Linked DNA regions of Homo sapiens: region 2 is linked to region 1. A link is a contact called in ENCODE Hi-C or POLR2A ChIA-PET data. All regions are on one chromosome and are shown on one strand. Each heading gives the region's core, a stretch centred on a gene start or an enhancer-like site at or near the end of the contact. The rest is flanking DNA. Distances are from core to core; before and after follow the strand shown. Region 1 overlaps LOC101928354 (a long non-coding RNA gene). Region 2 has its middle 33 kb from the start of GMPR.

Region 1 (4,528 bases), core at 948-3,447:
AGATAGCCACGCTCTAGGAGAGCCCTGAATGGGAAAGAAGTTAGTTAGGTTTGAGTGTGTCAGTCAGGTAAGACCCAGAGGAGGCAAAAGAAAATGCATGAAATAACTGAAGCAGTGTATTATTTACAGATCCTGGAGAGAACAAGACAGCAACCTCAGGGCGAATGGGAAGAGGAGAGCTGTCTGGGACATATGTGCTCGACCAGTGGGTTGGAGACTGGGGAAGGGACTTGTGGGCCAGAGCCTTTGTTGGGATCCAGGGAATTACCCAGATGGGTTTCCCTTGAGGAGTTGTCATTGGTGGATTTAGAGCAAGCAGGCAGGAGTCCCACCAGCTAACGTTATGACTGAGAAGTGGTCGTTGAGTCATATCTGCATAGTCCGCCTGGGGTGCGGGGTCAGGGTGAGTCAAGTGGGCTGTGTCTATATGTCCCATAGGAAGTTGGCTGCCAGGAGGCAGTTGTGTAAGGCAGATACGTGGATTCATCACATTGAGGAACTGGGAGGAGGCAGAGAACTGGAAACTGTTTCACATGCTTCTGGTATGAGAAAGTCCAACTTATATTTAAAATGGATGATGAAACATAATATCTATATATATTTTTCTGAGATGGAGTTTCACTCTTGTTGCCCAGGCTGGAGTGCAATGGCACGATCTCTGCTCACTGCAACCTCCGCCTCCCAGGTTCAAGCGATTTTCCTGCCTCAGCCTCCCGAGTAGCTGGGATTACAGGCATGCGCCACCACACCCGGATAATTTTGTATTTTTTTCTTTTTTAGTAGAGACAGGGTTTCTCCATATTGGGCAGGCTGGTCTTGAACTCCCGACCTCAGGTGATCTGCCCGCCTTGGCCTCCCAAAGCGCTGGGATTACAGGCCACCGCACCCGGCCCCATAAATTTGTAAGACCTTGCTACACTTGTGTTTGACTATTTTCATAATGAAAAGTTAGAAATAAGAATGCACTCTCAGAGAAAGTCCCAACATTAAGAGAAGGTTGTGTTTAGTCCATCCCCTCGGCTTTGCCCCATGGGGACCCACCTGAACACACGCTAGCCAATGTGGGTTCTGTTTTCTGCCCTGGAGCCTGTCTGTAACAGGAAGCTCAGGAGTGAGTAGAGATGAATAGAAGGGTCAGGCCCTGTCCTCATGTTAATTAGCTATTCATCGTAAGGAATGGATTAACTGATTCATGATTTTCATAAATTTATTGGCCCTCCAGTTAATGAAGATCCTAATGCAGTATCTTTTGGCATACATCATTCCTTTGCGGGACTGGCTTGTCCCTTTCGGCAGACTGCCGAGCTTGGCTATGCAGAGAATGACAGCTGCTCACATTTTGGGCTTGAGGGAACTGGTGTGTCCTGTACAGAAGGTGGAAGGAGGCGGGAAACCTGGAGAAACAGGCTGGAAAGGGTAAAAATGTCCCAGTGAATTAATAATGCATGTGCACTTCCAGCACGCAGGCTGGCACTGAGAGGCTTGCTGTTTTCTGTCGACATCTGCACATCAGGATAATGGTTTTGAAGGGTTAACCTAGGGCTACTCTGTCTCTCCTTCCAGCTCCATCATTCTCCTTTTGCCAGCCCCTCCCTCCCCCAAAGCAGCCAGGCCATCTAATGCTTGTTGCCTCAGGGGACGGATGTGGTAGGAGGGAAAGCAAATAGCCTGGGTGCCTTTTGCTGACTTACACGTGTTTCAAAGGACTGCGCCCTTAGGGAGAAATGTCAGAGGATGAGATTGGCTCCCTACACCCGTCCTCATCCTCAAATCTAGATGAGGTTTCCCTGGGGTTAAGAAAGAAGGAAAGACAGTGGGTAAAGCATGATCTTATGGAGAGAGTAGCCTGCATTCTACTTCCTGGAGCTGGCTGCAGAGTCAGACCAGGATGGGGGCGGGGGGCCTCAGCAGACATTGCAGAAACTCCCAAGCCCCAGTGTGGCACAGGCCAGGCCAGGACGATTCCCCCCGCCCTCCACTCATCTGTGCTTAGACTGGTCAGGAGAGCCAGTGGGCCAGGAAGGCAGACAGAGGCAAAGGATGTCTCAGGGGACCTGTGGGCCAAAGGCTGCCTCAGCAGCCACCTGCACAGGCAGGTGGCAGCAAGAACCAGGTGACAGCCCCTTTGACATTGCACTAGGCTGCACTAGGCCCCCCAAGGCCGAGATGCATAGCCATTACATCAAAAACATCCCAGTGGAAGAGAGCAACAGTAGGTAGTTGTACATGATCTCATATACGTACTATCACTCAAGACAAAAACAAAACAAAAAACCACCGAAACCTCAAACCAAAATATACCAAAATATACAAACAGAAAAACCACTCTCTTCCTAAGTAAAAAAACAGACATTCTTTAGCATCCAAATGAACTCAGAAAATTAGAGAAATACAGAATAACACAAAGAAGAAAATGAAATCTACCTATCAGTTTATCAAATATATATCATTTTAATATTTTTATGCCTGTATTGTATAGATGAAAAAAATTGAACTCATACTGTATATGCCTTTTGTATCTTGTTTTATTCACTTAAACAGTGAACATTTTCCTCTTCTATTAAATACGCTTCTCTAAAACACTTTTAAAATTTAGCCAATACCTTGTATTGGTGTTTTAGGTTGTCCCAAGTTTTGTTATGTACATTATGTTTTTATGACAAATAACCCTTGGACATAAATGATTTTGCACATCTCTGTGTTTTTAAGCCATTAAATATAGTCATGTACCATGTAATGATGTGGCAGTTAATGATGGACTGCATATATGATGGTGGTACCATAAAATTATAATACAATATTTTTACTGTACCTTTTCTATGTTTATTTTTTTAATTTATTATTATTATTTTTTGAGACAGAGTCTTGCTCTGTTGCCCAGGCTGGAGTCCAGTGGCGTGATCTCTGCTCACTGCAACCTCCAGCTCCTGGGTTCAAGCAATTCTCATGCCTCAGCCTCCCGAGTAACTGAGATTTTACAATCATGTGCTACCATGCCCAGCTAATTTTTGTGTTTTTAGTAGAGACCGGGTTTTGCCATGTTGGTCAGGCTGGTCTCAAACTCCTGGCCTCAGGTGATCCGCCTGCCTCAGCCTCCCAAAGTGCTGGGATTACAGGTGTGAGCCACTGCACCTAGCCCTTTTCTATGTTTAGGTATATTTAGGTACACAAATCCTTACCATTGTGTTATAGTTGCCTACAGTATTGAGTACAGTACCATGCTGTGTAGGTTTGTAGCCTAGGATCAATAGACTACACCTTCTAGCCTAGTAGGCTACACCATCTAGGTTTGTGTAAGCTACTCTGTTGATGTTCGCACAACAATAAAATTGTCTAATAGTGCATTTCTCAGAATGTAGTCCTGTTAAGTGACCTGTGACTATATTTTTGAAAGAGTTGTTTATCCTTGTTATCTTCTGGTTGTTTTCCATTTACACTTCTCATTATCTCCTCAATACACAAACGCTGGTCCCCATCACTCTATAGTAATGGATTAGGAAGAGGATAGCATTGACCTCCAGGGTGCAAAGCCAGTGGTCTCTTCTTTGTATTAACTAATGCCCTGGCACTCTCCCTGAAACCCCTGCTCTTTTGACCTCAGGGATGCTATGATCACTTAATTTTCCTCATTCTCCCATGATTCCTCTTTTGCAGCCTCATTTGCTTGCTTATCTTTTTCACGTTCTCTTTAAACTGGCACAACCCAACATGCTCCCATCACCCCTCCTATTCTTCATCCTCTTCCCCCAAAAGGGTCCCCTATGCCTAATGTGCAGAAGACTGTCAGGCACTCCATGCGCTTCCAACAGCTCAAGGACTTACCCATTGCTTATTCTAGAGGCAACTCTGACCCAGGGTAACCCTGCACAAACCAGAGACTCATGCGGTCTAGTTTCAAAGGGAATGCTGAATTTAGGGAAACTGTCTAGCCTCCAAAGGAATTTAAAAATAACCCAAATCCTTTATTCCCATTTTCAAAGATCATCAAAAATGGAATCCAAATACAGAGTTCACAGCAAATGATTCTTCTCCTACTTTGTTCTCCATCCCAGCTTCCCCTGCCAATTATTCAGAGTCTCTTAACTCTTCAAATCCTAGAAAACGCTCTCATCCCTCTCCATCATTCCTTACTCTCATGACTTTCTTCTCCTGATTGCAGGGCTGTCACCATCTTGCACTGCCAGCTGTCCTCTCTGAAGGTTGAACTCCTAACAGAAGTTTCCTCATGTTTGTGGTAGCAGCACCTTGAGAAGTAGAGAAGACAAGAAGAAAAAAGGAGTCAGCACAGATGACAAGCTCTGCTTTTTAGTGTACATGGTCTTCCCCAGTATGCACATTCTTTTCCTATTCTTGACTTATCTCCCTTAACGATAAAATGGCCAAGTTAGAAACCCTAGACACTCTTATTCTCTTTTCTTTCTTTCTTTCTTTTCTTTCTTAAGAGACAGGGTCTCATTCTGTCACCCAGGCTGGAGTACAGTGGCACAACTGTAGGTAGCTCACTGCAGCCTGAAATTCCTAGGCTCAA
Region 2 (4,528 bases), core at 1,379-3,878, 1.5 Mb before region 1:
CAAAAGCATGTTCCATGGGCTGATTCTCATCTTTCTCACCCTTAGTTCGACTAGTTCTTTGACTATTTTTTTTTTTAAACAGTCTCGCTCTGTTGCCCAGGCTGGAGTGCATCCAGTGGCACGATCTCAGCTCACTGCAACCTCCGCCTCCTGGGTTCAAGCGATTCTCGTGCCTCAGCCTCCCAACAGGGGTGCGTCACCACGTCCAGCTATTTTTGTGTGTGTTTTTAGTAGAGATGGGGTTTGACATATTGGCCAGGCTAATCTTGAACTCCTGGCCCAAGCAACCCACCAGCCTCAGCCTCTCAAAGTGCTGGGATTGAGCCACTGCGCCCGTCCTGAATCTTGGTTTTTATTTAGTAGTGGGCTAAGGGAGGGTACCCTGGGGTTAATGAAGGAAATACACACAAATCCCCAAAAGATATTATTTCAAAATATAACTCTCCTAAAAGAGTTTTTATAAGTTAGATAATTTTATTATTTATTTATTTATTTATGTGAGATGAAGTCTCGCTCTGTTGCCAGGCTGGAGTGCAGTGGTGCAATCTTGGCTCACTGCAACCTCCGCCTCCCGGGTTCAAGCGATTCTCCTGCCTCAGCCTCCCGAGTAGCTGGGACTACAGGTGCACGCCACCACACCTGGCTAATTTTTGTATTTTTAGTAGAGATGGGGTTTCACTAAGTTGGCCAGGCTGGTCTCAAAGTCCTGACCTCAGGTGATCCACCCACGTTGGCCTCCCAAAGTGCTGGGATTAGAGGCATGAGCCACCGCGCCTGGCCAAATTAGATCATTTTAGAGCTGAAAAAGCTTAGAAATTATTAGTCCAATTCTTTCATTTGTTAACGGGAAAACGGAGGTCAGAGATGTTGAAGGACTTGCCCGAAGTCACCTAGTTAGTGGCAGAGGCTGTGTCACGGAGTCCATATCTCCAAGCTTTCAGGCCAGCATTATTTCCTGAGCATTGCACTGTCTCTTATGTCAGGACTCAATTATTACATTAAAAGTTCCCAATCAACTGTAATTTATACGGGCTTTTAGAATACTTATAAAAACTGTATAGTCTTAGTACGTATGTCAAAAGAACTTGAATATTCTAAATTAAGCCCCACATTTTTCAAGGAATTCGGAAGGGAATATTTCTTGCTCATTCCAGATAGTTGGTTACTTGCCACCAAATTGAAGAAGTGGCTTAGCAGAGATGGTTGCTCTCAGTGAAAGTGGATCCGTACTCATTATTTCTTCCTGGCCTTAGATGTCAGCAGCCTATTTTAATTCACTTAAACCTTCATGTGTCACATCCTGTCTGGACCTCAGGGTTTCTGGAAGAAACAGAAAATAGGATTCAAATAGCCAGGCTTCCGGTCTGGAATAAGGATGCTGTGGTGTAGTGTGCTGTGTTTACCACTAGAGGGCACCTTTTCCCTTGCTTTGGAATCGAGTTTTTCAGAAACTGGAGTTTGCAATCCTCTGTATCTGTCCCTGTGTCCACACGTTAGTAAATTTTTGGTGGCTCAAATGAAATGCTCTTCCCGTACAACAATGGCACTCTGCAATCCTTAACAGATGTGATTGCTGATGGGGATAGTTACAATTCATTCTAGTCAATTAAGAGGAAATTGATGAGGGTGATACTGCCCAGGGGTGAGCAGAAAGAAGTCTAAATGTTTGGATTGGAAAAGGACTAAGAAGAGCTAATACCCTATGCTTTGGTTGTCTGCTTTAGAAGGAAAGCGTTCAGAATAATAATATGATTTAACAAGACAAATAGGGCAGACATATAGGATAAGCCTCATCCTACACAGGTGTGTAGCTAGCAGCCACCTGGTACATTCAAATTCTACTGAGGAAGAAAGGCAGACAAATACTGGGTTTAAAATATCTATCTGGCCAGATTCAGTAACTCAGACCTGTAATTCCAACACTTTGGGACACCAAGGTGGGTGGACCACTTGAGCCCAGGAGTTCAAGACCAGCCTCGATAACATGGCGAGACTTCATCTCTACAAAAAGTACAAAAATTAGCCAGGTGTAGTGGCACACACTTGTAGTTTCCACTCTTTGGGAGGCCAAAGCAGGAGGATTGCTGGAGGGTGGGAGGTGGAGGCTGCAGTGAGATGTGTCACATCACTGCACTCCTGAGGCACTGGGCGGGGCTCAGCAGCTTGTTACAATGTTTATTTTAATTAGATTCTAGCAATTGCAGCCTGTGCAGTGTAGATGTCCTAGGGCTGCCATTGTCTGCCATTCAGGGAACTTGGAATTAGAGCTCTTTGCAGAGATCTTGTGGGCATTAGGGAGAGGAGAAGAGGGGATGGAGTTATGTTTGAAAGTATGAGGAGCCAGTGGAAAAGCTAGGTTCTTGACTATGCCTGATTGGCCAATGACATGGCCACAGTTTGGTAACTGGCTGTGCAGATCCAGATTCTGGGTAGCAACAGCCCTGTACATCTGGCAACACTATGGCGTGTCTCTGTGGCAGCTTATTTTGAGCGTCACGGCTATTACCCAGAGTCAGGAGTAATGTCTTTCATTCTGAGACATCTAAACCCCCAACCACAGGCATGTTTTCTTCCAGGGCAGAGGGCAAATGCAATTACATCTGTGACCAATTTGCACAGCTGGGAGCTCAGCCTCCTGACAGAAACATTTATTTGAGATTCAAGTCTCTAGGGAGCTGGGTCACCAGACAGGAAGTAAGGTCCAGCAAGCATGTGTTGTCTACTATGTGAATGCTTGTTAGGCTGGGCCAGGAGAACAAAACAAAACAACACAAAATGTCAACTTAAGCTTTTAGAAGCAAAAAATCAGCCTTTTCTGTCTACAAACCAGGTTTCTCAGGGCATAGAGGAAAATAAGAATATCCAAATAAGACGGTTGCCATTGACCCCAGTACAAACATAGCATGCACATGGGACATGGAACTCGTGGAAGGGGCAGCTGCCTGGGAGTCAAAGTCCTGGTTTCCAGTTGTGGTTCTACCACTGTGAACTGTGGCATCCTGGGCAAGTCACTTTGCTCAGGCTTTTTATTTTGCAGGATTTTTGTGTCATTCTTGCTCAGAGGCCATGGTAGTCTTCTCCGTATCATTCCAATTTTTAGTATATGTGCTGCTGAAACGAGCACTTTTTTCTTTCTTGCTTGCTTGCTTTTTTTTTTTTTTTTTTTTTTTTTTTTTTGAGACTGGGTCTCACTCTGTCACCCAGGCTGGAGTGCAGTGGTGCGATCACAGCTCACTGCAGCTTTGACCTCCCAGGCTCATGCAATCCTTCCATCAGCCTCCCCAGTAGCTGGAACTACAGGCCTTTTCTGGAGCTGGAAGATAAAGAAAACCAACATGAAAGCATTGAATAGACAAATCCAGAGACCAGCCTAATGATTCTATTTAGTATTTACCCACAGGACAATGTCTCTGGATTGTATTTATTTATATTGTCTCCCAATGGCTTTATTGAGACATAATTCACAGATCATACAATTCACCAATTTAGAATGTACAAGTCAGTGGCTTTTCATATATTCATAGAGTTGTGCAGCCATCATCACACCAATTTTAAAACATTTTTATAACCCAAAAAAGAAACCTGCCACACTCCTTATTTATCAGCCATCACTCCTCAGGGCCTTCCCTGATTCCTTCCAGCCTTAGGCAACCAATGATCTACTCTCTGTTTCTACAGATTTGCCTATTCTGGACATTTCTTATAAATGGAATAATACAATATGTTGTCTTTAGTGACTGGCTTCCTTCACTTAGTGACTGATTTCCTTCACTTAGCATAATCTTTTCAAAGTTCATCCATACCGTAGCATGTATCAGTACTTCGTTTCTTTTTACTTCCAAAAAGTATACAATTATATGGAAATACCATACTGTGTTTATTCATTTGTCCATTGATGGACATTTGGGCCGTTTCTACCTTTTAGCTCTTATGAACAATATTCTGTGAACACTGGTGGACAAGTTTATGTGTGAACATATGTTTTCATTTCTTTTGGGTATATACCTAAGAATAGAGTTGCTGGCTCATACAGTAACTTTGTGTTTAACCTTTCATGTAACTGCCAGACTGCTTTCGAAGGCAGCTGCACCACTTTATTTTATTTTAAAAAATATGTTTATTTTAGATTCAGGGAGTACATGTACAGGTTTGTTACATGTATATATTGCATGATGCTGATTTGGGTTTCTGCTGAACCCATCACCTAAATACTGAACATAGTACCTAACAGGTAGTTTTTCAACCCTTGCCTCCCATCCTCATTCACCACTTTGGAGTTCCCAGTGCCTATTGTTCCCATCTTTATGTCCATGTGTACCCAATGTTTAGCTCTGACTTATAAGTGAGAACATGTAGTATTTGGTTTTTTGTTTCTGTGTTTAATTCACTTAGAATAATAGCCTCCAGCTGCATCCATGTTGCTGCAAAGGACATGATCTCATTCTTTTTTATGGTTATATAGTATTCCATGGAGGTGCACAATTAATTATATATTCCAATGAGCAGTGTATGAGAGTTCTAATTTTGC

The links. Hi-C counts contacts between places; a loop is a spot of excess contacts on that map. ChIA-PET counts read pairs that join two places held with the same protein, here RNA polymerase II (POLR2A). Pooled maps may share reads with other maps.
Region 2: a loop to region 1 is called in a pooled map, with 7 times the contacts of the local background. The contact joins two enhancer-like sites. A Hi-C loop is called at or near these places in 1 of 37 single-sample maps with no recorded cell type and 2 of 50 pooled maps. POLR2A ChIA-PET finds 5 or more read pairs at or near these places in 1 of 52 experiments (T-cell).

What each region holds. Positions count from the first base shown.
Region 1 is chr6:14,661,925-14,666,452 of GRCh38, reverse strand. The region is part of intron 1 of LOC101928354 (a long non-coding RNA gene); the gene reads left to right. LOC102724463 (a long non-coding RNA gene) reads right to left here. Exons shown (of 3, transcript XR_926514.4): 2 at 4,132-4,244; 3 at 1,190-1,407. Among named protein-coding and RNA genes, the nearest start is that of LINC01108, 380 kb to the right of the region's middle. Within about 2 kb of position 2,197, at least 7 of the 41 ENCODE cell types and tissues checked have a DNase peak (open chromatin) inside an H3K27ac peak, as active enhancers do.
Region 2 is chr6:16,203,610-16,208,137 of GRCh38, reverse strand. It overlaps the pseudogene RNU6-1114P. Among named protein-coding and RNA genes, the nearest start is that of GMPR, 33 kb to the left of the region's middle. RefSeq lists enhancers at 2,104-2,313, 2,524-2,613. Within about 2 kb of position 2,628, at least 9 of the 41 ENCODE cell types and tissues checked have a DNase peak (open chromatin) inside an H3K27ac peak, as active enhancers do.